2 separate regions of the Homo sapiens genome follow, and region 1 is linked to region 2. A link is an interaction called in ENCODE POLR2A ChIA-PET data of the cell type or tissue named here. Cell type or tissue: PC-9. All regions are shown on one strand.

Region 1 (8,000 bases), 310 kb after region 2:
CAGCTGATACAGAGCTTACTATGTGCAGGCTCTGCTCTACTTTATTGTATTAACTCATTTAATTTGCATTTTTCAAAGGAGGGAACTAAGACACAGAGAGGTTAAGTAACTTGTCCAAGGTCACACACAGTAAATGAAAGTCTGAAGATTTGACCTCCCCCAACATCTGGTTGCAGTGCCCTTAACACTATACCACTGACACTTAGTAAATAGTAGTTGCTCAATAAATACTTTTTTCTTTTTCCCTTTTTTTTTTTTGTTTTTTGAGACAGGATCTTGCTCTTGCTGCCCAGGCTGGTGTGCAGTGGCGTGATCAAAGCTCACTGCAGCCTTAAACTCCTAGGCTCAAGCCATCCTCCCTCCTCAGCCTCCCAAGTTGCTGGGACTACAGGCACCACCATGCCCAGCTAATTTTAGTAGAGATGAGGTCTCCCTATGTTACCCAGGCTGGTCTGGAACTTCCGGGCTCAAGAGATCCTCCCACCTCAGCCTCCCAAAGTGCTGCGATCACAGGAATGAACCACTGCCCCTGACCTTTTGTTGTTGTTAAGAAATGGGGTCTTGCTCTGTCACCCAAGCTGGAGTGCAGTGGCATGATCATGGCTCACTGCAGCCTTGAACTGCTGGGCTCAAGTGATCCTTCCCCCTCGGCCTCCTAGTAGCTGGGACTACAGGTGTGTGCTCGGCTAATTAAAAATAAATTTTTTGTTGTTGTTGTTGAGATGGGTGTCTTGCTGTGTTGCCCAGGCTGGTCTGGAACTCCTGGCCTCAAATAAGCCTCCCACCTTGGCCTCCCAAAGCACTAGGATTACAGGCATAAGCCACTGCACCTGGCCCCAATAAATACTTTTGAAGCAATGAATGAAAGCCTCTTCCCTCCTCACCAGCCCTCTGCCCTTCTCTGCTTCACGTCCTTTCCTGCTCAGCCTTCCTCACCAGCTCGCCCATCTCTGCCCCACCTTTCCCAGCACCCCTCCAATCCCCTTCTTCCTCTGGCCTCTGCAGACCACCCACAATGTGGTCGTTTCCTCCCACTTCACGAACCCGAACCTCTCTGTCCCTCCCCTTCTCTCTCCTATCCCACCCTGGTCTCCTCCTGGTCTTCTCCATTCAGTTCACATCATGGATGTCCCCCTGGTCTCTATCCCTTCCCCACGTCTCCAAAAACCATCCAACCCCCTGGCCTGGCTCAGCTTAAAATGCTTTGCATTCCTCCTGGGCGGCAGCAGCTGCGGGGAGCCCAGAGCATGCCGGGACATGGGGCGCTCTCCCCTCTCCTCCTTCCCCCTGCCATGACCGTGGTCACATCTGTGCAGCACCCTGGAGCTTACACTGGCATTGTCTCATTCCAGAGCCACAGCAACTTATTAAAAATCCAGATGAGGCTGGGCACGGTGGCTCACACCTGTAATCCCAGCACTTTGGGAGGCTGAGGCGGGTGGATCGCCTGAGGCCAGGAGTTCGTGACCAACCTGGCCTACATGGCGAAACCCCATCTCTGCTAAAAATACAAAAATTAGCTGAGAGTAGTGCCACGCGCCTGTAATCCTAGCTACTTGGGAGGCTGAGGCAGGAGAATCGCTTGAACCCAGGAGGCGGAGGTTGCAGTGAGCCGAGATTGCGCCATTGCACTCCAGCCTGGGCAACAAGAGCAAAACTCTGTCTCAAAAAACAAAAACAAAAACAAAAAACAAAAAAGAAATCCAGATGAGATATAAACCTTTTTTCCAGATGAGAAAACTGAGGCTCAGAGAGGTTCAGTGACAAGCCCCAGGTCGCACAATGGGAAAGGGCAGGGCTGAGATGTGACTCCAGTCCAGTGTCCCTTCCACAGCGTGCATCCCACTGTCCTCAGCCCAGGCCCTCAGTCCCGTCACCTGGCCTCCTGCCCCATGACCTCCCATCACGGCCCTGGCTCCTGCAGCCACCGCCAAGCGCCTTCCCTAGGCCCAGCTCCGGCTCTGCTCTGTCTGGCCTGGACACCTGCACGCTGCCTCCTCTGACACATGAAATGGGAGCAGCCAGAGAGGAGGTGACCCGCCCAAGGTCACATGGAAAGCTGGAGCCAACCTGGAGTCTGGGCCAGGCACATTCCGGGGTCACCTTCAGCCCCTGTGTCTGTGTGGCAGCTATCTCTCCCTCTCGGGGAGAGCACCCATCTTTTCCAGGGAAAGGGTGAAGCAAGGGTGTGGGGGAAGGGCCCAGCTCCTAAGTGGGATGGGCCCGGCCGGAAGCCGCTGCTGACAGCTCCCCGGTTTCTTGGCAACTGTCACTGCACCTCCTCCCCCTCCCTTATCTCTGCATCGAGGTAACAATAATAATCGCACCATCGTGAGTGCAGTTCTTTGTACTTTTCAAAAGCCTTCTTTATCTGCTCACTCCTGGGACTCTCACCGGAACTGGAATGGAGATAAGGCAGTCACTAGGATCCCCAATTGCCAGCAGGGCAAACTGAGGCTTGGAGAGGTGAAAACACGACCTCAAAGTCAGCCAATAAGGCCGTGAGCAGCAGATCAGGGATAAGAACACAGGCCTTCCACCAGTCCAGGGTGGGAAGATCTCAAGAGAGTTCCATACTCTGCAAAACAGCAGGGTCAGCCCAGGCTCAGTGGTTCATGTCTGTAATCCCAGCACTTTGGTAGGCTGAGGTGGGAGGAACACTTGAAGCCAGGGGTTCGAGACCAGCCTGGGCAGCAAAGTGAGCCCTCATCTTTACAAAAAAATTAAAAACCCAGCCCACTGCAGTGGCTCACACCTATAGTCTCAGGCACTCAGGAGGCTGAGGTGGGAGGATCACTTGAGCCAGAAGTTCCAGGCTACAGTGAGCCATGATGGTACCACTGCATTCCAGCCCTGGCGACAGAGCAAGACCCCATCTATACAATGGAAACAGACCAACAAAACATCAGGGTCAGACTCAGGAATGGTTGGGCAGAGGGGGAGACCAAGCACAGGTGGCCAGATGCCTTCCTAGGGTGATTCTCAACTGTTAACCAGCTGGAGGGGTGGTGAGAGGGTCCTGTCTTTTTCTCTCATCTGCAAAATGAGAGATAATGTACCCACCTCATAGAGTTGCTATAAAGTGCTTGTAATTATTATTACTGGCCACTCTCCTGGAGAGCCCAACCTTTTCAGGGCACCAGAAGTGTGGTGGGGCTGTCCTGGGTGGTGGGCTTGGCCCTTTGGCCCCCCGGAGATAGCTGCCCTGGATGGTGGTCTCCCAGTGGGTCCAGCCCCTGCTGACTCCCTCCAGCCTCAACCTCATACCTCCCCTTTCCTGTCCTGCCCCAGCCGCCTGTCCTGGCTCTGTCCTAACCTCCCCAGGCTGCAGGCAGCTTTCCTAACCAGCCACACTGTTCACAGGCACCCCCCCTCTGCTGGGGGTGCCTTCTCCTGCTTTTCTGCCTAGTGAACCATTGATGCTTTGAAATTCAACTCAACCAGGTGAAACTCTGGTGGCCAGGGCAGGTGGTACAGGACCATCAAGGCAAGAAGGCTGGGACCGGGAGCAGGGGAATGGGGATCTGGACAGGTGACAGTGCCTGGAGCAAGAGCAGGAGGAGCCCACCCTGAGGACAGCCACCCACTGCACACAGGCTGGGAGACCGGACACGGAAAGAGGGAGTGGTCTGGAAGGGCGGGGGAGGGGTTCAGGGAGCCAATGAATACAGGGCAGAGAAGAATTTTTTGGGGGCAGCAGCCTGGAACAGGGGCCTGAGGGGTTCCGGCCAGTCCAGCACTGGTCATCAGAAGTCAGGAGGGGAAGGCCTGGGTCCAGTTCCCTGGGGTCTTCCTGGTTTCCAGGAGATCAACCTGGTTCTACCAAGTTCTACCACCCATGTGGGGTGGAGGATGAGGACAAGGGCACAGACCTCCCAGTGAGAAGAGGGCTGTGGAGGGCAACCCTGAGAGAGGCTCCTTTGGATGAGGGCTGGGGGGCTGCCAGAGCCGGGTCTCCTAGCCCTGGGCATCGGGTCTGAGGGGACTCGAATCTCCTGAAACCAGAACCAAGTGGCTGCCCCAGAACTGCCCCCTCCCGGGGGGGGGGGGGGGCCACAGAAGCCCATTGTTTTCTGAGCTCAACCAGCCGGCACTGCCCTCCCCTTGGCTTGCCCCTGTCCCTGCCAAAGTGCCAGGGAAGGTGGCCGGGGCAGCCAGTTGAGCAGGTTTCCAAAGCTAGGTCTGGAGAGGCTGGCCCCCTCTTCCCCAGCCCACTGGGAGCCTAAGCAGACAGGCACAGGCACGGGAGGCTCCTGTGTCCCCTTTCCCTGGGCACCGTTGACCTCTCCTAGGACTCTAGAGGGAGCGTGGCGATGGGGTAGAGGAGCGGCAGGGGGACTATTTGCCATGCGGGCACTGTGATGTCATTCAATCCTTATGACAACAACCCTGACCTCAGGATGCTATCTTCACCCATTTCAGAGATAAGGAGGCAGAGGCTTAGTGAGGTTTATGATGGGCCAAGGGCCTCAACAGCTACCAAGTGACAGAGCTGGCAGGGTCCCCCTGGGGGTGTGGGTGGGAGACTCAGGCCCCAAGCTGGGCAGAGGGATGGGCAGGAAGGTGGCACATGGGGCCGCCACCCTCGCCCCATGCTGGCTGCATGCCGAGACACCCGGATCCCGGAGCTGGGCCAGGCAGAGGCCTCCTGAACAAATAACAGGTTGGCAGCCTAGAGAGGTGGTCACGGGACCGGTCCCTGCCCAGGGCACAGCATCTGGGAACCAGGCCACCCATTTACCTGCTGTCTATCCAGCATCTGTCTCCCTTGCTCAGGTGGCCTGAGCCCCACTGTGGCCAAAACCTGACCCTTCCCACCCCACCGAGGACTTCAGTGTGGACTGACTCCTCCCCTGCACTGGGGTAAGGAGGAGGAGTGACTCTGAGATGACCCGGCCGCAGGGCCTCTTCCTGCCGGGCAACAACATCATCTGCTTCCCTAGCCTGGCACTTTCCAGTTTACAAACTGCCTTTGCCATCAACCCTCTCAACAGCCTCCTGAGGAACACAGAGCAGTAATGCTAATCTCCATTCTGCCTGGAAGAAAACTGGAGCCTGGATGGAGATGGTGACTTCCAAGCTTCCACCCCGAAGCTCAGCCCCAGCTGCTCTGCCCCCTGCCCACGTCCACGCAGGACACAGCTCCCACTGATGGGCAAGTCTGGGCCAGGGTGACCTTCCCAGCACCCGTCAGCCCATACATGGTATTACAGCCGCCTATGCTTTCTGTCTCTCCTCACTCCCTACATTGACCTCATTGTCCCTCCCCAGCCTCCGCAGCCCAGGGGGTCTCCCTTCTCTGAGCTCCAGGCATTCCTTCGCTCACTCACCCACTCGGTCATCTACCCACTCCCCCATCTGCCCTTCATTCCTCTGCTCAGTCATTCATTCAGAACACATGTCCTGAGGTCTGCTCTGGAGTGGACAATGGTGCTGGGTGCTGGGATCAGAGTGGGGTGAACCAGGCCTCCCCAGTCCCAAAGCAGAGCCCCAAAGATACCTGCCTGGACTGTTCCTGAGGAGCCTCTGGCTTCACTGCCTAGACAGTGAGTCCCCCAGCACTGAGGCCTTGCTTAATCCTTTCCTCCCGCTCTGCACCAGCCCTAGCTGGGGCTGGGGTTGCTGCCTCATAGGCTCCAGGCCAGTCTGGTGAGCAGAAGTCCCTGCCCCTCACAACTCCCCAGGCGGGGTGACCACCCAGGCCAAGGCGAAACCCCCACGGGGATAGACAAGGTCACCATCTCCTAACCAAAGGTGACATGGGGAAGCCCTAGCTCTGCCCCCAGATCACAGTGTGTGCAGGATTAAGTCACCATAACCTCTCCAAGCCTCAGTTTCTCTACTAAAAATTGGGTCTCAGGCCGGCTCTCTCATCCTACAGAGGACGAATGGGAGGATGAGAAACTGGAAACTGAGTTCACCAAGGATTGGTTGGAAGCAGAACCCTGAAGGAGGGCTTTCCCAGTGGAGAGGACCTTAGACTCTTCTAAGTCGCTTCTCTTCTCTGAGCCTCAGTTTCCTCAGCTACAAAATGGGAGAGTAACACCAACTTTGCAGGGTTGTTGTGTGGAATAAATTAGGTATTATATGGACAACCTGACTAGCCTAGAGCTGAGGACACAGTAGGTGCTCAATAAATTACAGGCTCCTGCCTAGAGAGGCAGTGTAGCGTCAGTGTGGGCTCTGGAGCCAGATCCTTGAGTGCGAATCCTAACTCTGCCACATAACAGCTGTGTGACCTTGGACAAGTTACTTAACCACTATGAACCTCAGCTTCCTCATCTATAAAATGGGGATAGCAGTGCTGACCTCTGAGGGTTAAATGAGTTCATTGGTGTAAAGTGCTTAACATTCACCATGAGCATTTCTTGGCCTTCCCTTCTCTTCCTTCCTTTCTTCCTTCCTCTGTAGGTGCCTGAGGACTGAGACAAGACTCCTAGGTGGAAGTTGTGAGAAGGTAGAAACGATGGGACAAACACAGCTGCCCAAGAGTAAAGCAACCTAGGCAGGGCATGGTGGCTCATGCCTATAATCCCAGCACTCTGGGAGGCTGAGGCAGGCGGATCACCTGAGGTCGGGAGTTTGAGACCAGCCTGACCAACGTGGAGAAACCCCATCTCTACTAAAAATACAAAAATTAGCCGGGTGTGGTAGCGCACGCCTGTAATCCCAGCTACCCGGGAGGCTGAGGCAGGAGAATCACTTGAACCCGGGAGATGGAGGTTGCAGTGAGCCGAGATCATGCCATTGCACTCCAGCCTGGGCAACAAGAGCAAAATTCCATCTCAAATAGAAAGAAAGAAAGAGAGAGAAAGGAAGAAGAAGAAGAAGGAGGAGGAGGAGGAGGAGGGAAAAGGAAGGAAGGAAAGAAGGAAGGAAGGAGGGAAGGAAGGAAGGGAGGGAGGGAGGGAGGGAGGGAGGGAGGAAGGGAGGGAGGGAGGGAGGAAGGGAAAGCAACCTGAGCAACCTGCCATGTAAGGTACCGAGCTCTGCATCAAGCAAAGGCAGAGTGAGCTTCTCAGAGGTGCAGCCAGGGAGATCTGAAGGTGTGGGAACGGGAGGAGCGGTGGGGGGTTTGACTGGAGGACCTCAAGGTGCCTCCCACATTTGAAATTCTTTTTTTTCTTTTTTTTTTTTTTTTTTGGTGGTGGTTGGGGGCAGGGTCTCACTTTGTCGCCCAGGGTGGAGTGCAGTGGTGAGATCTCAGCTCATTCCAACTTCTGCCTCCTGGGCTCCAGCAAGCCTCCCACCTCAGCCTCCCAAGTAGCTGGGACCACAGGTGCATGCCACCACATCCGGCTAATTTTTTTTTTTTGTAGAGACAGGGTTTCACCATGTTGCCCAAGCTGGTCTGAACTCCTGGATCCAAGTGATCCACCTGCCTCAGCCTCCCAAAGTGCTGGGATTACAGGAGTGAGCCACTGCATCCAGCCCCACATCTGGAATTCTTTGCCTCTTGATGACTCTAGGATCCCTGTAACTGAGGGCAGAGGCAATGGATGTTAAAATGTGCATATTCTTTGGTCCAGCAACCCCATTTCTAGGCATTTATTCTCCAGAAATATAACACCAATGCATAAAGATATATGAACAAAAAAGTCATGAAGCAGGGTTTGCAACCGCAAACATCTGGACGCCACTTCAATGTCCATTACAAGGAGATTAGTTAAATATATCAAACCATGGAATACTATACAGCAATGACAAAGAAGGTCTTTAGTCTTGATGGAAAAGGGGGTTTGAGGCATATTGTTAAGTGAATAAAGCGGGCTGCACACAACAAAAATCTCATTTGTAAAAATTTAAAATTACATGTCAAAGTTTACATGGCTGGCCGGGAGTGGTGGTTCACGCCTGTAATCCTAGCACTTTGGGAGGCCAAGGCAGGCGGATCTCTTGGAGCCAGGAGTTCAAGACCATCCTGGGCAACATAGCAAAACCCCATCTCTACCAAAAAAAAAAAAAAAAAAAACCACAAAAATTAGCCGGGTATGGTGGTG
Region 2 (8,000 bases):
CCCATGCCAGGCACCGCGCAGATATTTTCCCACATAATCTTCATGATCACCCTGTGCTGGAGGTACTACCATCCCCACTTTACAGAGGAGGAAACCGAGGTTCCAAGAGGTGGTGTCACTTGCCAAGGGTCCCAGAGCTAGTGCGTGGCGGAGCTGGGGACTCAAACCCAGGTTGCTCTGACTCAAAGCCCACAATCTTGCTGCTCCCCAGGCTGGCCCCTGCTCCTGGGAGAGATAAGACCCCATATAAACAACCCTAACATAAACCAGAAAGCCAGGCAGGCCTTCAGGAGGCCCAGATAACAGCTGGGAAGATACACAAAGAGGGGCTCAGACTTCCTGGGGAAATCTCTGTGTGAATAACATAAGAGGAATTCTCCACTGGGAGGAGCAGCCCTGGGGCCCCCAGCAGCCATGTCCTGGAAGAGGGTCTGTTGGGGACCTAGGCCTGACCACAGGAAAGACAATTTCCAGTGCAGTGGCCCATGGGTGCCTTCACAAGTAATCAATATGGAATGAGCACCTACGGTGTGTTGGGCCAGGCACCAGGCTTGTCATGCACTTATTATCTTTCTCCATTCTTTCTGCAGTCCTGTCACACAGGATTGATTGATTGATTGATTGATTGAGATGGAGTCTCGCTCTGTTGCCCAGGCTGGAGTGTAATGGCGCAATCTCGGCTCACTGCAACCTCTGCCTCCCGGGTTCAAGCGATTCTCCTGCCTCAGTCTCCGAAGTAGCTGGAATTAGAGGCACGTGCCACCACACCCGGCTAATTTTTGTATTTTTAGTAGAGACAGGGTTTTACCATGTTGGCCAGGCTGATCTCGAACTCCTGACCTCAAGTGATCCACCCACCTTGGCCTCCCAAAGTGCTGGGATTACAGGCATGAGCCACCGTGCCCACCCTATTTTCATTTTAGAGAAGGAGAAACTGAGGCTGAGAGAGGGAAGAATGCTTCCTCAGGATCTAAGACCGCTTGGAAGGGGCCAGTTGGTGTGATTCCCAGGTCCGAATGAAACAGAGCTGCGTCCCCGGCCACCCTTTGGTCTGGTCTTGTCTCCCTCCTCCTCTGCCTGAAGCTCCCTCACTGCTGCCCCACCTGGCTCATGTCAGGAGCTGGAACAACTTCTGAAGTCAGCATTATATGCCCCTTTTACAGATGAAGAAACAGGGGCTCAGAAAGAAGTGGCAAGGCGGCTTCTCAGTGAGATGGAGTGGGGATGGGGGTGTGGATAAAACCAGGAGACCCCACACCCCACCTGAGCCCGGAGTGCAGCTCCCTCCCTAACGGCTGGGGACAGGTCAGTGCCACCCACCTCTAGCAAATGCTTCCATTCCCACAACCATGGGCACCTTGTGGAGGACTTGGTAGCCCTTAGCCCAGCAGACGCCCAGGCAGCCTGGCTGCACAGTTGCCATGGAAACACCAGTGGGTTCTTTGGGGGCAGGAGAGCAACCAGCCCTTCTCACCTGGCCAGTGCAAGGCGCAGGCTGAGGCACAGGTTGGGGCTGTGCCAGGCCCCCCACATGTGTCACACTCCAGGGCCCCAGGCCTGTGACCAAAATGGCAGTGCCACTGCTGGCATAGGGGATGGGGACACCAGTGTGGTGGCACTGTTTGGCCCTGAGGGGTTGGAAGTTGATCTAACCACCTAGCTGGGGAAAAGGACAAGAAAACCCAGCGATGGAGAGGAGAGGCACAGGAAAGGGGGCAGACAGACAAGGGCCTCTTGTCAGGAAGGACAAGAGGTTCTGATCTAGCACTCTGCTGAGAGAAAGAAACGGGGAGGCCGGGAAGGGAAGTGGGCATGGCCCCCGGAAGAGGACGCACATGGATCCGCCCTCTGCTGGAATTTGTGCATGTTTGGTGAAAACCCCTCACTGGGGCTTTGGAGGGAGGGCAGGTCCCAGGGCTCAGGGGTTGGGGTCATTTCCAAAAACAAGGCTGCTTACACTTTCCCAAAGCACCCACATGGCAGAGGAGAGTCAACCTGTGCCCTGGCAGGACTGAGGACACAGCTAAAAGCTGTGAAAAAAGCTTAAGTCTCATTTCCTTTTGAATCTCAAAAATTCATGCCAATTCTGCATTCTGCTCCAAAATAGTACCTTTTTATTTTATGATGCAAGTACCCTACTCTGATCCCCAGGGCAATCTCACACACTGGTATGAGAAGCTCAAATATAAAAATTAAGCATGAAACCTCAAGAGTGGATAAGCTGACCTTGAGGGCGTAGGTGGAGAAAGGCCCTAGCCTCCCAGAACAACACAGCTGGAACCGGCGGGGGGAGGGTTATGGATCAAAATACACAATAGCCCTGACTGCAGGCCGGATACTCTGCCAGGGGCTCACATCCATTCACTCATTCATTTTCCTCTTACCCTCTTTAAAATCGTGTGCCTACTACGTGTTAGCACTGTTCTCGACAGATATAGCAGGAAACAAAACAGACAAAATCCTTGCCTTTGGGCCAAGTGCAGTGTTCATGCCTGTAACCCCAGCACTTTGGAAGGCTGAGATGGGAGGATCACCTGAGCCTGGGAGTTCGAGACTGCAAAGAGCTGTGATTGTGCCACTGCACTCCAGCTTGGGTAACGGAGTGGCACCCCGTCCCAAAAAACTAAAAATAAAATAAAATAAAATAAAATAAAATAAAATAAGCCTTGCCTTCATGAAACTTATATGCTAGTAGGAGACAGAATAAATAAGACAAATCAAATATGCAGCATGTTAGACTGTGGGAGGGGCTAAGGGGAGCAATGAGGTAGTGAAGGGAGACAGAAAATGGGAGATGGGGGCAATTTTCTTTCTTTTTTTTTTTTTTTTGAGACATAGTTTCACTCCATTGCCCAGGCTGGAGTGCAATGGTGCAATCTCGGCTCACTGCAACCTCCACCACCCGGGTTTCAAGCTATTTTCCTGCCTCAGCCTCCTTGAGTAGCTGGGATTACAGGTATGCACCACCATGCCCGGCTAATTTTTTTGTATTTTTAGTAGAGATGGGTTTTTGCCATGTTGGTCTGGCTGACCTCAAACTCCTGACCTCAAGTGATCCACCTGCCTCAGCCTCCCAAAGTGCTGGGATTACAGGCATGAGCCACTTCACCCGGCCTGTTTTGTTTTTAAAGAGACAAGGTCTCACTCTGTTGCCCAAGCTGGAGTGCGGCCTTGACCATAGCCCATGCAGCCTCGACCATAGCTCATGCAGCCTTGACCTCCTGGGCTCAAGCGATCCTCTTGCCTCAGCCTCCCAAGTAGCTGGGACTACAGATGTGCACCACCACACCCGGGCTCATATAGCTTCTTAACTGGGTGGGCAGAGGAAGCAGGGGGCAGAGGCCCATCCCCAAGGGAGAAACCATCCATCAGTGCGGGACTGACAGGGACACTCCACCCACTCAGCCCAGTGTGCTTCTGTCCAGGGAGACTCCAACGGCTGCCACAGCTGTGGTTTACTGACTTCAGGTCTGACTGCCCTCTCCAGAGCTGCCCTAGAATCCCTTTGTCTGTGGCTGAAGTGTCCCTCAGAGCTGAGGAACAAGTTTGGAGAGGACCAGGAGGGGCTCTCCCCACCCCCGCCCCTTTCCCACATGAAGAGAAACATTTCAGGGTTGAAAAAATGACTCATTCTCCCCAGAGAGGGCTGGAGCTGAGCTGAGTCAGGCAGAAGGAGCCCGCGGGTCACTTAATCGGCCTCCCTGCTCTGGCAGAGATGGCTCTGGGCCCCAGGAAGCCAGGGACAAATGGAGGCGGAGGTGGCAGAGATAAGCAGCTAGTGGAGTGTGCCAGCCTCTCCTTCCCCAACCGAGTGTGTCACTGGGCGTCACCCAGCACTGCTCAAGTTGAACCTGATGCAGAAGAAAAATTCCTCTGGACTTTCCTGAACGAGCTTTATGGCTGACTCACTGCCACCTGGAGCCTGCAAGAAAAGTCACAAATCACGAAAGAAGGAGAAAAACAGTTCTCGTTAAGCCATGTCTTCAATGGAGGTATCAGAGGTCGCCAGGAGGAAAGCACACATGTTTTGTTGTGGGTTTCCTTCTCTAAAGAAACACGTTACACAATAGAGGGGGGTTGAGACTGGTTGCAAAACTGCAAAATCCAATTTTGTGTACTGGATTCAATTTCTTCATTAGCTGACACTAAACACAGAGACGGGGCCCTTGTGACTAGATGAACCATAAACTGGCTCCAGGACCACCAACCTGGTACCTGATGGCTTGTTTCTGCTCCCCACTCTTTCCCTCCATGCATCTTTCTCTGAGCTTCTGCTCAAGGCAGGTGCCAGGACAAGCCAGCGTCTCGAGCGGTTCCCCTTCAGCGGTGAGAAGTAACGTCACAATTAAGGGGCAAGAGGGGCCAGAGGACAGAACAGTGCCAGTTCCTCATCCAGATTGAAATTTGCTTCCAGCTGCCTGTCCCCACACCAGAAAGGGCACTCCCTGCTCCCCATGCAGGCTTCTCATCCTCTTTTGCTGGCCTCCTCCCTCCTCGCTGTCCCTGGTCTTTTTCAGCCACAAGCAAAACACACTCAGCCTTGAAGTCAGATGCTCTACAGAAGCCTGCAAAAACAGAGTCAGGAGTTGTGTGGCCTTGGCCGAGTCACCTCACCTCACCAAGCCTCAGCCTCCTCACCTATTAAATGGGGACACAATAGGACCCACTTCCTTGGAGCTGACTGAGGTATGAATTGAGTCAATGCATTCATTGCTCAGCACACAGCTTAGCTCAAAGTTAATGCTCAATAAATTGTGGTTCCCACCTCCTGCTCCACGGAGCAGACATGAAACAGGTACGAGAAGCAACGAGAAGGGGCGGCAGCAGAGCATCAACACACAGGGAGTCCTGCCTACTGTCCCGACGCCACCCAGAGGCTCAAGGGGTGCCCCGGCTGCTCTCCGAAGCTGCCGGTGGCACTTTCGCCAGCCACCTTGTTTCCAAACTTGCTGCCAGCTTCCCCTAGCGCAGTGATTTCCACAACGGAGCTCCCGGCTGTGGGAAGGGGGCTTTCTTTGACTTGTCCTAAAATGGCCTCACCTGGACCCAGTGGGGTGTGGGGACCAGGGGGCTGGGCCTGGACCTATGAGCATGTTTCCTGCCTCCTCTCAGCCCCCATCCTTCTGCCGCCCCACGTTCTCAGCCAACAATAGCTGCTTCCCAGACTCAGCTGCCACACAGCACGAGCTCCCTGAGCAAAAATACCCATGCGGGGGAGGGTGGGGAGGTACAGGAGGGGCCACAAATGGGGAGGGCTGGGAGAAGGGGTGGCAGGATCAAGCTTGTCTCTTGAGTGCCTACTGTGTGTCAAGCTGAGAAGGGTGAAGCCCCTGGGGGTTAGAGAAACCTGGGAGACCGTGGGGTGTGTGTGTCGGGGGTGCTGGTCTCTAAGACAGCAGAGCCTCCAGTCCCCAGAGAGGGATCAGACCCAGGTCCAGGGTCTAAGGGTGAAGAAGGGGTCCAGGGAGAAGAAGGTGCCTAAGCAGGAAGCAGGTCCTAGAACCTAGTGAGAAAAAAGGGGGGCCTGAACCCCAAAGAGAGATCCAAATCTTAAGGAAAATAGGGGCTCAGGTTCGAGGAGATGAGGTTCATAATAGGGGGGTTATATTTCTGGTTTCAGGAGGGGGATGGTTTGGAGCAGCGTAGGGAGGTGGGGCGAGGCCTGCAGAGCTAAGAATCCATTTAACTGAGCAGCATCTCAGAGGTCTTAGGTGCCAACTGGGGTGACATCAGGGAAGAAAACAGAAATCCTAAGACAGCAGCCAGCAGCCTGCAGTTACGGAGCCTGGATGGGGAAGCAGCTCCCCGCTGCTGGGGAGACCCCACTGAGCACAGAGAGGGTCTCCCCAGCCTTTGGCCCCTGCGTCTCCTTTCTCTTCATGACAGGGCATCAGCTCGGGTCCCTGGAAACACCCCCGCTCCCCAGCAAGGGGCTGTGTTTGCACAGTGGCTCTGGCCCCTAAACCCCACCTCTGTGGACTCCGTCAAAGCCTGGGGAGGGCAGGGTCCTGAGGGCCCTGGTCTCGCTGGGGTCGCATAGGTCACATGGAAAGAATTTGGAGGTCACAGCACTGCCCTCCCTGTAGATGCTTCAAAGCACCCCACTCCCTTGAAGCTGCCAGACTCTGCAGGCAGCAGGGCATGGGGAGGGACGAAGCCACCAGGAGACTGGGAAGAGGGACTCTGCCAGAGCAGCTGCCAGGAATCTGGGGCCTGGAGTCCATGTTTGGCTGGAAGGCCCTGGGATGGGAGGCTCCAGCTTAGCGTCTGGCTCTAACGCTTGGACTGTGTGACTCCGGTGGCTCATGCAACCTTTCTGGGCTCTGTTTTCTCATTTGTCAAAGCGACGGGCTGATCCCCTGCCCCACTCCAATCAATCACCAGGCCCTGCCCACTCTACTCAGTTTCTCTGTCTGCCTCTCCCTCACCACTACCACTGGCCTGGGCAAAGCCACCACCATTTTCTGATGCCACTCTTGCCCTCCCCACTCAAGTCAAGTTGGATCATCTTAGCTCCCTGCTGACACCCCTTCGAGAACCGGGAGACCTCCACCCTGCTTGTTACACATTTTTGCCTTTTCTTACTTTGAGGGCACAAATGGAGTCTTTTGGTATAGAGGAAAATAAAGCCTCACCTGGTCTGCACGGCCCTGCGGGACCCAGCCCTGACCACCCTTCAGCTTCACCCTTCCTCTCTACTCCAGCTACACAGCTGGGGTCCCCAGCCCCCCGGGCCTCAGACCAGTACCAGTCCATGGCCTGTTAGGAACCGGGCCGCACAGCAGGAGGTGAGCTGTGGGTGGACATTACCGCCTGAGCTCTGCCTTCGGTCAGATCAGCGGTGGCATTAGATTCTCGTAGGAGCGCGAACCCTATTGTGAACTGCACGTGCGAGGGATCTAGGCTGTGCATTCCTATGAGAATCTATGAGAATCTAACTAAGGTGATGAATCTAACTAACATGAACTGAGGTGGAACAGTTTCATGTACCTCAGATCATCGGGCTTAGTTAGATTCTCATAAGGGAAACCATTCTTCACACCCTGTCCATGGAAAAATTGTCTTCCACGAAGCCTGGCACCAAAAAGGTTGGAGATTGCTGCTATAGGTCACTCACCCCAGGACCTTTGCACATGCTGTTCTCACAGCCTAGACTCTTTTTCTCTCCATTTATTTGCCTGGTTAACACTTAACACATCTTTCAGATCTCTTCTCAAATCCTTCTTCCTCAGGGATGTCTTCCCTGCTCCTGCTCTCTGCCAGGGATGGCTCCTCTGACATAAACTCCCATAGCAACCTGCTTATAGTTAGAGATCTGTGCAACTGTCCAAGACCATGCCTGCTTGCTAACCATTCTAGACCTTGTGCCTGGCACATAGTGGGTCCTCAGTAAATGGTAGATATTGCCACCACTGATCATCCCACATTTACCTATGCTGATATTTGGCAGATGTCCCCAAGAATCTGTGTGTAGGCCAGGTGCAGTGGCTCACGCCTGTAATCCCAGCACTTTGGGAGGCCGAGGTGGGTGGATCACCTGAGGTCAGGAGTTCCAGACCAGCCTGGCCAACATGGTGAAACCATGTCTCTACTAAGAATACAAAAAATTAGCCAGGCATGGTGGCGGGCGCCTGTGATCCCAGCTACTCAGGAGGTTGAGGCAGAAGAATCGCTTGAACCTGGGAGATGGAGGTTGCAGTGAGTTGAGGTCACTCCACTGTACTCCAGCCTGAGCAACAAGAGCGAACCTCCATCTCGAAAAAAAAAAAAAAAAAAAAAAGAATCTCTGTGTGGAAGTCTGCAAAAGCAACCACGTTGGGTATTAGGAGGAACACAGGCCTCGGCTGCTGAGGGTCTGCTTTCTAATCCCAGCTCTGCCACCACAAGCTTTGGGCAAGGTACCGCCTCTCTGAGCCTCAGTTTCCTTATCCAATTGATCTAAAGGTGGAATGGACATGCTGGCTGTTCATCATGACTGCTGCGAATCTCTCTCTAGACTC

The links. Peaks named below come from ENCODE experiments on the same cell type or tissue, not always from the same donor. Only the 100,000 strongest peaks of a DNase experiment are listed, where the experiment ranks them.
Region 1: POLR2A ChIA-PET joins it to region 2 with 26 read pairs; 3 of 35 experiments call an interaction of 5 or more read pairs at or near these places.

What each region holds. Positions count from the first base shown.
Region 1 is chr1:21,630,021-21,638,020 of GRCh38, forward strand. All of the region lies in intron 2 of RAP1GAP (RAP1 GTPase activating protein), which reads right to left. Among named protein-coding and RNA genes, the nearest start is that of RAP1GAP, 35 kb to the right of the region's middle. RefSeq lists enhancers at 1,752-2,720, 3,825-4,573, 4,574-5,322. In PC-9, no CTCF peak of the experiment used is centred here; DNase peaks (open chromatin) are centred at 4,241 and 4,751; H3K27ac peaks cover 5,898 bases.
Region 2 is chr1:21,321,007-21,329,006 of GRCh38, forward strand. It overlaps a transcript of ECE1 not described here. Among named protein-coding and RNA genes, the nearest start is that of ECE1-AS1, 32 kb to the left of the region's middle. RefSeq lists enhancers at 978-1,797, 2,711-3,271, 6,634-7,192. In PC-9, no CTCF peak of the experiment used is centred here; a DNase peak (open chromatin) is centred at 3,735; H3K4me3 peaks cover 548 bases; H3K27ac peaks cover 6,239 bases.